Regions from separate parts of the Mus musculus genome. Here region 2 is linked to region 1. Evidence: chromatin loops called from intact Hi-C (ENCODE). Cell type or tissue: left cerebral cortex. All regions are shown on one strand. Links, peaks and the distances in the headings refer to the core of each region. The heading gives the core; the rest is flanking DNA.

The links. Peaks named below come from ENCODE experiments on the same cell type or tissue, not always from the same donor. Only the 100,000 strongest peaks of a DNase experiment are listed, where the experiment ranks them.
Region 2: it touches region 1 in a loop (2.9-fold over the local background); 19 of 42 quality-filtered maps call a loop at or near these places.

What each region holds. Positions count from the first base shown.
Region 1 is chr7:139,210,541-139,217,855 of GRCm38, forward strand. It overlaps Lrrc27 (leucine rich repeat containing 27), which reads left to right and starts at 2,448. Exons shown (of 11, transcript NM_027164.1): 1 at 2,448-2,727; 2 at 4,135-4,419. The coding sequence starts at 4,183. It also overlaps a transcript of Stk32c not described here. In left cerebral cortex, for the core only: a CTCF peak has its summit at 2,913; a DNase peak (open chromatin) is centred at 2,744; H3K4me3 peaks cover 1,438 bases; H3K27ac peaks cover 1,374 bases.
Region 2 is chr7:139,296,719-139,304,033 of GRCm38, forward strand. It overlaps Gm32486 (a long non-coding RNA gene), which reads right to left and starts at 214. Exons shown (of 3, transcript XR_880989.2): 1 at 55-214. In left cerebral cortex, for the core only: CTCF peaks have their summits at 1,975 (motif pointing left) and 2,938 (motif pointing left); DNase peaks (open chromatin) are centred at 2,943 and 3,935.

The DNA of each region.
Region 1 (7,315 bases), core at 1,312-5,311:
AGAGAAACCCTGTCTCAAAAAAACCAACAACAACAAAAGAGGATGTGATCATTGTGCACAGAACTCTCTATAGTTCCTGTGTTCAAGTCCCCAGTAGCTCCCTAAGGTGCCTACAGACACAGTTCCCAGCAGGGGGACCCTGTGATTGCTAGCACATGGACATTACACCAAGTGTCCCATTTTGCCAACAAATGTCGAGAGAGAGAGAGAGAGAGAGAGAGAGAGAGAGAGAGAGAGAGAGAGAGAGAGAGAGAGGAGAAAAGAGTTAGACATGAAAAATGAGGTTTGCACCCCAGGGGGAAAGCTTTAGTGAGCTGGTAGATGGCCATGGCAGGAGCTGGGTAAGTCTGAGGAAGAACCATTCTGAGGAGGGGAGGGGGGAATAGTGAGGGGTTGCTAGCAATGTGAGTCAAGGTCAGGGTGTAGACATGTAATAAAATGGCAGAAAAAAGGCTGGCAAGAGCCTGAGCACAGGACATAGTCCCCACCAGGCACAGAATGAAACCTGGTATGCACCTAGAAACACAGGGATGCAGATTTCGGAAGGGTTTCAGCTTCCTTCACTGAAATGGCAATGGGGCTGGCAGCAGCCTTTTCAACCGCAGCCAGCAAGCAATATCTTTAAAATTCTGATAGAAAATTGTTGTCAACAAGGAACTCCGTACCAGTTAAATAGTCATTCAAGAATTAGATGAAAACAAAGAGGCTACATTCATAAGCTTAAGGAGAATAGCCCAGAAACACTTGCCAAGAGAACTACTCAACAGAGGCGGTTTAGCTGGGTAATAAAGTGAGCACAAAAAAAGGCAAGATGAGTTCCTACATATAATTAACTACCAGATACAAAAACCAATTTTATGGGCTTCTAAAGGAAATCAAAACTCAAGACAACCGTAGGATGAAGCAGTGGGCTGAGATGCTGCTAGGCTGGAGTACCCAGTGGCTCCCCGAGGTGCCTATGGACACCAGTTCCCAGCACATGACCATTACACCAAGCATCTCATTTTGCCAATCAAATGTGTATAAATTAATGTCTAATTTTGGATATAATTCTATTTTCCTAGTAGCAGGAAAGGTGGAGCATGTGTACTTGTGTGCGTGTGCATGTGTGTGTGTACATATCTGCACACATATGTGGGTGGGTATATGTACATATGTAGAGGTTGAATGTCAACTATGGGTGTTGTTCCTAAGGAGCTGTTAACTTGTTTGTTTTGTTTTTTGACACAGGGTCTCACTGGCTTAGAGCTCCACAGTGGTTGAGGCTGGTTGGCCGGTGAGCCCTCAGAATCCGCTTGCCTGTCTCCAAGAACAGGAATTATAGGCATACACTGCTGCACCTGAACTTTTTAAATGGATTCTGGTGATCCCATGAGTACGTGGCAAGCATTCCACTGAGAGCCACCAGAAAGGGGCCTCTCTGATGGCCTGTGTGGCCAGGCAGGAATGCCCTGCCTGCTCTGTATCCTAACGCTCCTCACAGCACCTCTTGACCCCAAGCTTTAGCAACCTGTAACCAATGGAACACTCGGGGGGATTCCAGCTGCCAGCCGCCATCTCTGCAGTGTTGAAGGGACATCAGGAGACATTTGATCAGAGGGCTACTGGGCTCCCACAACTCTTGAGTTTCCTAGGTTTTCTTGTTTTCTTGTTTGGGGATATTTTCTTACAACTTACTCCCATCTCACTTTCAGTCCTAAAGAATATATTAGTAAATGAATTGAAAATTCTATTCTATTATTTAAATTTATTATTGCATTCATATAGGGGATACCACAGGACAACTCTGTGGAATTGGTTCTCCCCTACCTAGGTTCTAAGCATTAACTCATCTTGCTGGCCTGAGTAAACAAAATTTGCTGTTGTTTTGGATCTAGACTTCCACTTTGGTCCCATCTTATACTTTCAGTTCCATCCTGCTTTGCTACTTCAAAAATGTTTAGCAAGATTATATCACTGAGCACGTTAGCTAAGGGCATAATTCAATGTCCAGGCCAGTTCATTTCCGATAGTTTCCCTTAGAATTGATGACGTGTCATGTTGCTCTGTGTGTGACACATTACTCACTAAAAACGGTGGAAATTGCTAAGATCTCAACTTCTGGCCCCCAGAAAGGAGTGACCCATATCACTTCATTGGTCAGGATCCTCTAGAATCCGCAGCGGGCCTTCTATCCCCACCAGATCTGATACTAAGGCAGTTTACCACGTTCCCGTAATTTCTCTTTTCGGGAGGGATCCTTTTTCTCTAAAGGTTTAGGGTCTATGGACTTGGTTGACCTGCCTCCCAGAATACCCTGCTCTGCAGGTTTCTAAATGGAAAAGGACAGCCTCCAAGTTTCCACACTAGGAGAGTCTGTGCAGATCCAGGCCCCAGGACAAAAGGGCCAGCAAACCCGGCACCAGCCTGGGAAGCCGAGAGCGCAGCACTGCGGCAGCTGCTTCTGCGCAGGCGCGGAGGGCAGCGGTCAGTTCCAGAGGCCTGAGGCCCGAGGGTCCATGGCCCTGGAAGACGGTCTGGTCAGCAGAAGCATCACTCGACCTCCTTCGGGTCCCCAAGCCCTCCCCGAATCCACCAGCCCATCCTCTCGAAGTTTCTTTCTGGCCTTGTCGCCCACCTCCAGCATAAGAGGCGGTAAGCGCACGCGCACCGAAGCTATCCCAAGCCAGACCTGCGACTTGATGCCTTCCGGCCTCCGTACCGCAGCAGCGTCTCCATGGCGACCTGGTAAACCGCGCAGCTCGCTGGTTTGTTAGGTGGTGCCTGAGCCTCTCGGAGGCGGGGCAGCCGACGTGTCAGGGCGGAGTCGCAGGTGGGCGGGGAAGAGCAACGGGGCTGGAGGGTGGGATAGCTGTTACGTCAGTCACCGCTAGCCGGCTGCACTGGATGGGACCCGGCCACCAGGTTGTGGGGCGGGGTCACAGTCTGGCGGGCGGGAGTAGACGCTGGGTTGGGTTGAGGAGACCGCCACAGACTCACAGAGCAGTGAGTCTGGTCTGCTGGGGGTCCTGTGAACGTCAGCCTTTGATGGCGCGGTGGTGGGAGAGAACTATGACTAGATCCCCTACCCTTTTACAGTGGCCGCACCTGGGAAGATGGGATTGAGGTCCAAAAGTCGAGTTCCCCTACCAGCCCAGTCTGGAAACAGCATCACTAGTCCCCTGCCTCCCTCTTGTCCACACATTTTCCTTACAATGTAATTTGATGGAGGCAGAATCTTTCCTCCTAATTCCAAGGTGTAGAAAAAAAATACAATAAGCCGTAGACTATGCAAAGGCTTGGAGACCTTAGGGAGACCCATTACCCAGCTTGGGGGGGGGGGTGGCATATCTCCTGCCAACGCAGACCTAGGTTCCCCATGAATTGTACACCTTTAAGACCAGCTCCTTAACTGAAAAGTCACCCGCTCCTTAAAGGAGAGTGAAACTAGGAAAGTGTGCCAGCATTTGGCAGATCTTTCAGCCATCCTCTTTGCTTGGATGGTTTTGCAAGTAATACCCTGGCTAAGCAACAGGATTATTGAACTAAGATGCAAGATTGTCATTGCCCAGGTTTTTCCCTAGTGCCCACCTAGATACCTCTTTGGTCTGGTCTGGGCCAGTGTGGGAGGCAGGGGTTGGCTTCCTGACTTCAGAGTCTTGGATACAAGAAGCAGAGGAATTTCCAGGGTGGAAATAGGAAACTGTCTTATCTCTTCCCATCTTACAGGTGTTTTGCAAACTTGAAAAGTCCCCCGGTGTTTTCATCCTGGATGCTTGTTTCCACTGGTATCTTCCAGTTAGACTGTAGTCAGGTGGCTGTTTGCTTGTCATCTAAGCACTTTGGAGGTGCATACAGGAAGATCAGGAGTTAGAAGTTCACCACAGTGAGTTGGAGGCCAGCCCAGACTACTTGAGCCCCCCTTCTCGAATCATAATTGTCATTCTCTTCTTCAAACTTTGTGGTACAGCGTGAGGAGCAAAGAATATAACCAGTACCTCCTTATGTCCCAGCATTTACAAGTTTAAAGCTAAATTCATAGTACTGTTGCTTTTTCAGCAACTCGAGTCCATCCCCCCTCCCCCCACCCCCCCACCCCCGTGTGACTTCTGGTTGCTAAGACACACACACCACCCCCACCCCCCTTGTTTCCAGGTGACTCCATACCAAGAAGGATGAGCAGTGGCCACTGGAGCGCATCACATGGAGGACACCAGCCCCCAAGCAGTGGCCGAGAAGGCTGCTAAAGACCCCAAGGCTGCTAAAGATCTCAAGGATGATGCTGCTGCCGCCACCAAGAGCTTCCCCGATCACTTTTCCAGAGAGGGTGATGATCAAATGGACTTTGAAGGGGTCATCTTTTCTTCCTCACCAGTTTTAGACCTGAGTCAAAGAGGCCTGCGCCATTTGGGAAAGTTCTTTAAAATTCCCAACCTCCAAGTAAGTCCAGATGCTGGGAGGGTTAGGATGCACGCGTGCCTGCAGCCAGCAGCAGAATCAGCTCTGGCCCTTTGTTCCTCTTGTTCAGAGAGGTGAATTCTAGAAGGAGCAAGAGGGTTCACTGGCGTTTCACTGGCTGATCACAACAAAGAGCAATTGAGATGCGGTGCCAGGCAACAGAGAGAGCTAGGTATCGGGATGGGGCAGCTCTTTGCCAACCATGGGTTGTGTTTCTTCATGAGAAAGTCGGGTGGAGATCAGTGCCCAGACACCCTGGGTCTCTGATTTAAAATACATGTTCTTCTGAACTCCCCGGGCACTCTGAAAACACTTGAAAATTTTCTCTCATTCTCGTGATGTTACACACAGCTTTCCTTTGTGTCAGACCGGCCTTCAGGGAACTCCCTAGTAAAGTTGCCTTGCCCCTGTGCTTTCTGGAGCAAGCAGTGTTGATGATGGCAGACAGGATAGAGGATGCCCCGGCATTGTTGGCACTGCCCTGGTGTCACAGAATGTCCTTGCATTCAGCTTCATCTGGAACTTAGAAAGAGTACTGTGGTATATGGTAAGATGACAGAGTAAAATGCATAAAGACCTTGTCAGAAACTTACATCACAGCACTGAGGTAACTCTGCCCACATCTGCTCTCAAGGCATGAGAGGAGCAAGCACTTTGGCCCTCTTTTTGTATATGAGGTCCTGCTGTGTGACCCAAAGCAGCCTCAGATTCAGCAGTCCTTGTGGCCTTGCCTGGCTGGGTATCATCACCTCCCAGGGGGAGTGCATGGTTAGTTACAGGGCCTACCTCCTTCAGCTGCTGCCATTCACATGTCACTAAGAAGTGAAGCTCTCCTTTCTCAGGAGTCCAATCAAGACGACTGTGTTATATGCAATGCCCATTGCCTTTATTCAGACAGGAAGGAGGAAATTCCAAAGTCTTTCAGGTCTAACCCAGCCTCATAACTGTCCGAGAAGACAGGCATCGCTATCCCAGAAAGTCTGTAGTAACTACCCAGAGCTACAGACCATTAGGGGTTAGGGCCTCCATTTTGCAACTGTGTAGCAGTCGTTCCCAGAAGGTGTCCACACTAGGGACACTGATGCTCAGAGGACATAGAAAGGAACCCTGTTCACATAGGACCTGGAGGAAGGGCACAGCACCGGGTGCTTCACTGGCTCCAGACAGCTCGGAGCCAGCCTTGCCAGGCTTGCTGGGGCGGGATGGCGTGTTACCCTCTCTGATGTTCACTTTCCGGTGTTCAGAAGGAGGCCTGGTTTCCACTCTGAGTATCAGGATTAGCTTACACTGAGAGGAAAAGAGCATGCCTGAGCAGGCTAAAGTCAAGCAGGGTCATGATAGGATCTTTCATGTGCGTGTCTTTGAGGACATGTGTCCTCATGGGCCCAGAGACACGTGTGCTTGTATAAGGATGTGTCTCCTCGTGTATGTGGGGACATCTGCCACCATACGACTGTACCTATGTGGGGAGGGGGAATGTATCCTCACATGTCTAGAGACAGGCACATGTGTGTGCATGCATGTAGCTATGTATTCGTATGTGCCTGAGGAATGTATGTGCATGGAGACAGGCATTCTCATGTACGCGGAGGCATACATGTTCTATGTGGGTTATGTACTCTGTGTACGTGGGAGCAAGCATAACATCCAGTCAAGGGCGTGTGTCATACCTTGCATGCCAGCTGCCACTCTGCTCTCCAGAGACCATGCCGGCCGCCAGCAGGCAGGGACTGGTGCTCTCCAAACCGATGTTCTATTTTCATACTTACAGAACACCACTATTGCAATCAACAATCTTCAAGAACCTGGAAGTCATTTATATCAGGAAGATGGGATCCGTAGAGTTGGGAGCAGTGACACCCTGACAGGGGGAAGCTGCCAGTGGCTGCCAAGAGTAGGAAGGCAGCACAATGGTAATGGCTGACACACTCACACTTACTGTGTGATCTCATGGCTGACACACTCACACTTACTGTGAGATATTGCCAGGGAAGGTCCATTGCCCCCACTCTATAGGCAAGGACACCCAAGAGCAGAGAGGTGCAGGAGCTTACTCAAGGTCACATAACTAAGAGTTTTTGAACTCTAGAGTTAAACTCAGGAAGTATTCCTGACATCCGATGCCACCCTGTGGCAAGTGTGGACACAAGTATAAATGTGCAAAACAATGCTTTGACAGCATAAAGCGGCAACATGAATGGAGGCGTTTGAAAAAGACCCTGTAAGCCAACCACACTGCAACTATGAAATAACACCTTCATGGGCCGGCAAGACAGCTAAGTAGGCAAAGGTGCTTGTCAGGGAAGCCTGGCGGCCTGAGTTCCAGCCCCACCCAGAGCCCATGTAAAAGTGGAAGCCAAGAACTGGATCCATAGAGTTGCCCTTTGATTTTTACACGTGTGCTGCTGCATGCATGCACACCACGCATGCAACAAAATGATAAAATTTCTAGTATATACTTCTAATATATATTATATATAATCCCACTATAGTATTATATATTTCATATGTATGTATGTGTATATATATATATACACGTATATAATGTATATATATGTGTGGATACACACACACACATATATATATACTCTACACACACACACATATGTGTGTGTATAATGTGTGTATATATATATATATATATATATATATATATATATATATATATATATATTATACACACACACATATATACATCCAGGAATTCTCAGTAGAAACTTTCAGAAACAAACTATGTTTTAATAACATAAAATGTATTCTATTGCATTATTGGTCTTTGTTAACCTCTTGCTATGCTGGCTTCACTGGCTACACTTCATTGTGGGAGTGCACAGACAGGAAAGCAGAATGCCCCAGTGCTCTCTATGGTTCCAAGCAT
Region 2 (7,315 bases), core at 1,178-5,177, 86 kb after region 1:
CCCCTAGAAGGCCCAGGCACGGGAGGGTTTGTAGGTTCCTGATTTTACACAAACCTCAGACAGAGATAGATGCCCATTTCCAGTTTCTCTCCAAGGCCAGCACCAGGCCCCACAGCAACCTTCTCCCCTGCCTCCTACACACCAGAGGCCAGAGGCTAGAAGCCCGGTGAAGCTGAGTGCTAGGCGGCCGGAAAAGCCGGTTTGGGCCTGTGCGAACAGGTGGCCTCAGTCTGGTTTTCAGGAATGTAGCCTGGGGAGGCTGTAGTAAGTAGGACCACCCTTGCTCCCGACACAGAGAAGTTGGGGAGGCTCACCTGGCGGCACCCTCCCACCCATTCCCAGGACCCCAGGTTGCCTTGGAAGGGCTGCCGCTATAGCCCCTCAGGTTTTAGAGGGGGACAGCCTGAGAAGCCTACTGGTCTGCTCAGGCAGAGGCTGGAAACAAATGGCCTGTCAAAAATCCTAATTAAAATACAATATGAGCAACATTGGCTCCCTCTCTAAGGGACAGGGTGGTGATGGTCGAGGGAGGAGGGCATTAGGGGAAGCCAGCCCTCAGACACTGGTCTAAAGAGCCCTCACATACAGCAAGGAAGGCCATAACAGTACTAATTAAACATTACCTTAGTAAGTGGGGTTTCTAAACCAAAGAAGGATGCCCCCACCACCACCCCCGCGCCTCACCTCGAGAGAAGCAGAATTAGATCCCCTTCCCACATGTGGCTCCCACATGAAGTATGAAGAGAAAAGAGAGGCCTGCCCTAGGCCTTGCCCGAGTTCTTCTGGTACTGAGGAGTTTCTCTTGGGCTTTTATTATAGACATTAATAAACTAAAATGTACATTATCCAAAAGTCTAAAAATATAAAAAGAAATGCCTTTTTAGTAGAGAAAGATTAAACAGAAGCCAGGAGATGGTAGGCTGGAGGCCCTGGAATGCTTGCTTTGTTTTCTGGGACTCAAGCCTCTATTCACTCCCTTAGAGCAAGGAACCCCAGAATGTTGGTGTAGGGAGCCCCATTGCTTTAGCTGGGCCCTTCCTAGCATGACTGTGAGGAGCCATCTTTATTCAGAGGGCCACCTGCTGAGGTCTCAAATACAGGAGACACCAGAATGCAGATCCTGTGGGCTTTGGGGCATAGTGGCATCAGGAAGGGGTGGGGGGCAGGTAAGGGCTGAACTGTAACCCCAGGAGAGCAGAAAGTGCGGATATGCAGCCTTAACACAGACCTGAGCCTGAGAAATGCCCCAGGCTACCAACTGCCTCCCATGTGACCTCAGGCTATATGCCTATAACATGGACTTTTTAAATTTTTTTAAATTCAACTGCACTCCGATGTATAAAATATTCACATTATCCTTCCGCTTAAGTGCATTATTTATGTTACCATCCATGAAATATTCACATCTGACTTTGACTTCCAGTCAGCACATGTGGGTGACAGGCTGCCCTTTTCACGGTCATAGGAGCATGCAGTGCTATAGAGCAGATGTGCTCAGGGAATCTGGGGAGGTGTGGTCCACCTGGAGCTGGGACACTTCCCTCCATACACTCCCAAACTGGGGGGGGGGGAGGGGCTACAAATCGAGTAGAGGCACAGTAGGTCCACTTAACAGAATCTGACCCACAGAGTTACAGTAGGTCCACTTAACAGAATCTGACCCACATCCACAGGAGTACCTGGCTCCTAGCAGGTGACACTCAGGAGTGTGCTGGGACACAATGAGCTGCAACCCATTGCAGAAATCCAGGAGCCCCATCGGTCAGCAGCAAAGGAGGGAATGGCCCTGCAGAGCACTGCTTCCTTGGGGCCTCCTGGCAATGGTGGCTACCAGCACTCAGTTTAGAGCCCACAAGGCTAATCCCCAGAGGCACACAGGCTGGCTTGCCTAACACAGGACCTTCTGCTGCCCAGTGACCTGACTCTGTCGTCTCTATGTGGTCAGCAGAACCTGAAGGGGTGGGCACCATCTGCTGGCTTCTTGCAGAAAGGCGACACTGAACCAGGCTCCCTTATAGCAACAACAACCCTTACACCGGCTGCCTGTGGTAGCTAGGCCCACATCCCCTCCATATTCCCTTGTACCTAGTGGGTTTTGTTTTTTTTTTGTTTTTTTTTTTTTTTTTTTTTTTTGCTCAGCTGGGATTTGGGGAGGTGCAGGAAACATCGAAGTTCTTAGACAGATGGAGGCCCCAATCCTCAGACCAGCCAGACTGCCAAAGAGAAGCAGAGTCCCTGGTCTTGACCTTCATGAAGCTCTGGGTAGCCTGGCTCCCAAATTGAGGGCCTCCGGGAAGCCATATAGCAGGAAGGAGGGGCTAGAGGTTTGGTGGTCCCAACTGACCCATCTGGTGATAGCAATTTAACATGTCCCCTTAACCCCAACAGGGCTGGTCTTCAGCACCCAAGGTTGATTGGCATTGGCTTTGGTCTGGCTGGTCTGAGGATTGAAGCCTCCGTCTGTCTAAGAACTTTGATGTTTCCTACACCTCCCCCAATCCCAGCTGAGCAAAACCACTAGGTACTAGGGCAGAATTCCCAGGGAAGATGTCCAGTGCTTTCGGTACTGCCTGTGGCCAGTCTGCTTGGGACTGAGATTTGGAGTGTGGCAGGGAGGACAGGGAGAGCTAGACTCTTAGGCTTTGCTGGGTCACTTTAAGAAACTAGATTTTGAGCAGGCAACAACAAACCCCCGCTCTGCTTCCCCCACCCCGCACCCCCCCTGTTTCGTGCCCCAGAATGATATTAACGCTATCTCTAGGTACGGTCTTAAAACAGCAGAGTCCTGAACAACTCTCAGCTGCTCCCCACCTCAAGAGCACTTCAGCCTTTAGAACTTCCCAGGGTGGGGTCACAGGCAGGAGGAGGCTGTGCCACCTTGGGTGGTCTTCCCTTAGCCTCCAGCAGGAAGGGACCCGACAGTGCAGTGGCGCCACCTGCCGACACTTCGCAGTATTGCATAGATCCAGAGAGGGGAATCCAGGCTCAGGGCTGACAGGTCCAAGAGAAAGGAATACAATCACCTCTTCTCAGATTAAGTATCTAAGAAAAGTGAGCACTTTTTTAAGACAAGAGAGAGGGGTGTCCTGGAAAATCCCCAAGGTAAGGTTCTGGGCAGCTAGGGTGAAGTTGGAGAGGCACTAGGTAGAGGGGCCATGGACAAACAGAAGAAGGGACAGCCTGTGACCAGTGTTGTGAGGCGAGAGCCAGGCAAAGGTCTAGGGGCTGCATGTGGATTTGATTTCATGATAAATGTACATATTTTGGAACTTTGGGGGCTGAGCTTAAGAACTTTTCTAAAGCAGAGACTGTCAACCTCAAAGATTAAGAGACGGCATAGCATCTCAGGGATACCGGCATGGGGTAGAGACACAATGCCAGTGGCCCGATGGATATGGAGTGTTAGATGCTTGGACCCTGGGTGGGTCAGTTCTCTAGCCCTGGTTTCCAGGGTGCTCCGCCAGGGTAGTTCAGAGAGGCTCCATTGTGCTGCAGGTGGGAGCTGGGGAGTGGTAGCAACATGGCTGCCAAGGTTTTCATGTCTCTCCTTAGCTGTGCAAACTGGCTAGAAGTAGCATAGCCCCAGTTCACACAGACCTGTGGGGGGTACCTCTTCCTGGATGCAGAGTCCCAGAGAACAGTCATGGGACCATCCTGCGGGACACGGAACTGGAGTGGCATAGCCATGAGGGCACAGACATGAGGGAGCACACTTCCGGGGAGCTAGGGCAAATGGGCTACACCTCTGGGGCTGCAGAGCTTGGCTCTGACGCCAGGGCATCCAAGGTCAATGCAGTCATCCTGGGGGAGTGGGGGAGGGTGTTTTCAAAGAAGCTGAGTTGTAACAAACATCTCACACTGAGTCCTTGGCACAGGGTGTGCAGGTCCTGGGAGAGGAACGAGGTGACATCTTCATTTCCATAGCAACCCGGATGCTTGGCAGGGTGACAGCGGGGCTCAGAGGTGGCAGGTGCACATGGGTGAGCCACGTGAAGAGCCCAGCCTGCTCAGGCAAGTTAGGGAGGCTGCTTTCTATACCAGGGCCCAGGTTCAGCCCACATTCAATCGGGTCCCAAGGGCTTCCTGACATTTGTCCCAGGATTCTGTGGCCCTGAGAGCCTATGCCAGAGCTAAGGCCACTGTTATTATGCCTGTCTGTAGCCTTGTTCCAACACTCTGGCCCTGGTCTGCTGAGCTACTCAGCTTCTTGGCACATGGGTGGACTGGTCAGTGCTTTTACAGGGCCCTGCCCCTTAAGTGATTTACCTGTGGCCATGGGTGGAGACTGATCACCCCTACCTTGCTTCTTTTGCTTTTAACCCAAGTACGTAGGTTGGACCTTTCTTTTGCCTGTGCCCAGTGTTAGTAACCCATAGTAGGAAGGTAGGGATATCCCTGTGATTGACTGAAGGGAAACAGACACATAGTCTGTCCAAGATAAACAGTAAGATTCCGCACATCCCACCCCACCCTCCTTTTTTCCTTTTTTTTTTTTTTTTTTTTTTTTTTGGGAGCCCTGGCTATCCTGTCAGTATGTAGATCAAGCTAGTCTCAAATTCACAGAGATCCACCTGCCTCTGCTTTTTAAGTGTTAGGACTAAAGGCCTGTGCTACCACCTTTGTTTTCTTTTTAAAAGAGTTGCCATGATCATAGACTTTCTTCACAGCAATAGAAACTCTAAAACAAGAACCTGCCCTGAATGTGGACAGCACCATTTCATGGGCAGGGCCCTGGAAGGCATGGGAAGGTGACAGGAAGCTGAGCTCCAGCACGCACTCATCCACGCATGCACGCATGCGCACACCTATTGCTGTCTTCTGACTACAGATGTAAGGCAGACAGTTCTCTCACTCTTTTGCTGCAGTGACATTCACAGAATTGATGGACTGTAACCTAGAGTTGTGAACCAAATAAACCCTTGCTCCCACAAGTTGCCTTCGTCAGGCTATCTTATCAGCACAACGGAATGGAAACTGATAGCCTCGAAGTGCAAAGGCCCCTCTCGTGACCAGGGAGCAGATCTGTAAGGTCAGCCCTCACCTTCCACTCCCTAGCACTGTCAGGCATGCTCCCTACATCCAGATAACAGAAGCATTTCCTGAGGACGTGGACCAGATAGCCTTAGGGGACCCAGTGTCTGGGCAACGATAGATTCCTCTTAGCCAAGGGGCTTAGCCAAGCACCAAGGCTGCTGTGTCTGGTCATTAGGGTAGGTCAAGACCATGGTTAGAAGACAGCATTGCTTAGGCTTCAGCAAGGAAGCAGGGCAGATGGGCACAGCACTGGAGAGGTAGCTTAGAGTTCTATAACTGGATCTGCAGGCAGCAGGAAGAGAGAGCTGGCTTGAACATTAGCAGCCTCAAAGCCCACCTGTAGTGACACATTGTATCCAACAAGGCCACACCTACTCCAACAAGGCTACCCCTCCAAATAACGTCATTCCCTATGGGCCTATGGGGGTTTCATTCAAACCACCACAGTCTTCCCATAGCAACCCAATTTCAAAAACAAACAAACAATCTCTCACAGGCACGCCCATAGGTTAATTTCTTACTAAGACTCTCTTCCTAGTTGATTCTACATTGTATCACACACAGGAAAGCTACATTGTATCAAGTTGACAATTAACCATAACCATCACACACAGGAAAGCTGGACGTGGTACCCAGCGGTACCCAGCAAGGCCTTCTCATATTGAAAGCCTCGCTGGTAAGCCTGCTCTTACAACAGGCATCCCCTGGTAGGTCCCAGCTCCGGTTTCTCCCCCAGGCTGTGGCCTAGCGCAGCTGCTTGCTGCTGGCTGATGGACAGGGCTGGGGAGGAGGAGTCAGTGTTCTGTAGTCCCTGCAGACAAGGTTTTAGTGGTGGCCTTTTAGCATGGCTAGCCCTTGTCACTTCCCCCTTTATCTGTTCTGGACCTCTCCAGAGGACAACCCCAGGAATAGCTGGCTGAACAAGAGGACAACCCCAGGAATGGCTGGCTATTTCATAGGGTCTGAACAAGGACATTGCCTCCTTCAGGAATGGCTGGCTGAACAAGGACACTGCCCCCCTCAGGGCAGAGGGACCACCCAAACCCAGAAAGAGCCCAATAAGGCCTGTCATGGGTGAGAGAAGTCTGCAAGAATGAGCTATACAGAGGGCATGAATTAGCTACCAATACAAAGTTTCTAGCTTCAGCTGCAGGGAATGATGGAAGCTCACATAAGGACTTGTCCAGGCAAAGACTCAGGAAGTAGAGACTCCTTGACACGATGTAGCATGAGTACCTATCCAGCATAGGACAGATGCCTGGGTCAGTCTGTGATTTAGCTAGGCCAGAGGACACCAGTGATTGGCAGCTCAGAACATCATTGCTGATGAGCAAATGGGGATTGTAGCTCCTATTGTGTCCATGCCCCTGACTGCCTTTGGGTTGTGGGCACAGGCTGGCGATAAGTGGGGTGAGATCAGAAACACATGGCTGACTTACCATAGATGCCAAGATACTTCTCAGGGGGGAATGCCAAGGAGCCCCTGAAGTGTTTACCCTTCCAGGTAACCCACCTTAGTTACAAGGGCCCAAAGCCAGCAGATGGGGTGGTGATGGTGGGGTACCAAGAGGAGTATCTTGAGATGGCAGGTCTAAATGGCATCACTAGACCATGACAGCCACTCCAGTGGGTCACAGAGAATGCCCACAGCTCACAGTCATAATTTAGCCCTGTGATACAGCCCTGCCATCTCGGGGTGTTGCCATTCTCAGCTCTGCCAGCAGAGGGCACCCCACACTTGTGTGAGCAGTTCCAGAATACGTGGTGCTCTAAGGAAACTGCCCAGAGCCAGCAGAACACCGTGCAACTCCATCCAAAAAGCCCTTCTGGCAGCAAACCTGAAGAAACTCATGACTGGTACTCTGAAGTTTACAGTCAAATGTATGCATGACCTGGGATAACCTCAGAAACTTCCTCCCAGACATTTCTCACCAGAGGGCAGGTGCTTTTATATTCACGAAACTGTGAATGAGCTAAGTGTTGGGTTCCGACACTCTATCAGGCAGTCCTGGAATTGACAGGCTGTGTGTGCTCTCTACACCAGCTTGGTTTGGCTTAAGAGTGGTGCAGCTGGAAAGCTATGTCCCATTGTCCTTGGCCCCCTTGCTGGTGCCCACGTGACCACAAACAGAACTGTCTGATCTTGGATATACATAGTGACTGATGACACAGGCTGGCAATGTGCAGCCTGCTTAGTGCTTCTCTGCTCATGTCTGTCTGCCTGTCTGTCTGTCTGTCTGTCTATCTATTCCTTTTGGGGGTTTTGTTGTTCTGTTTCTAT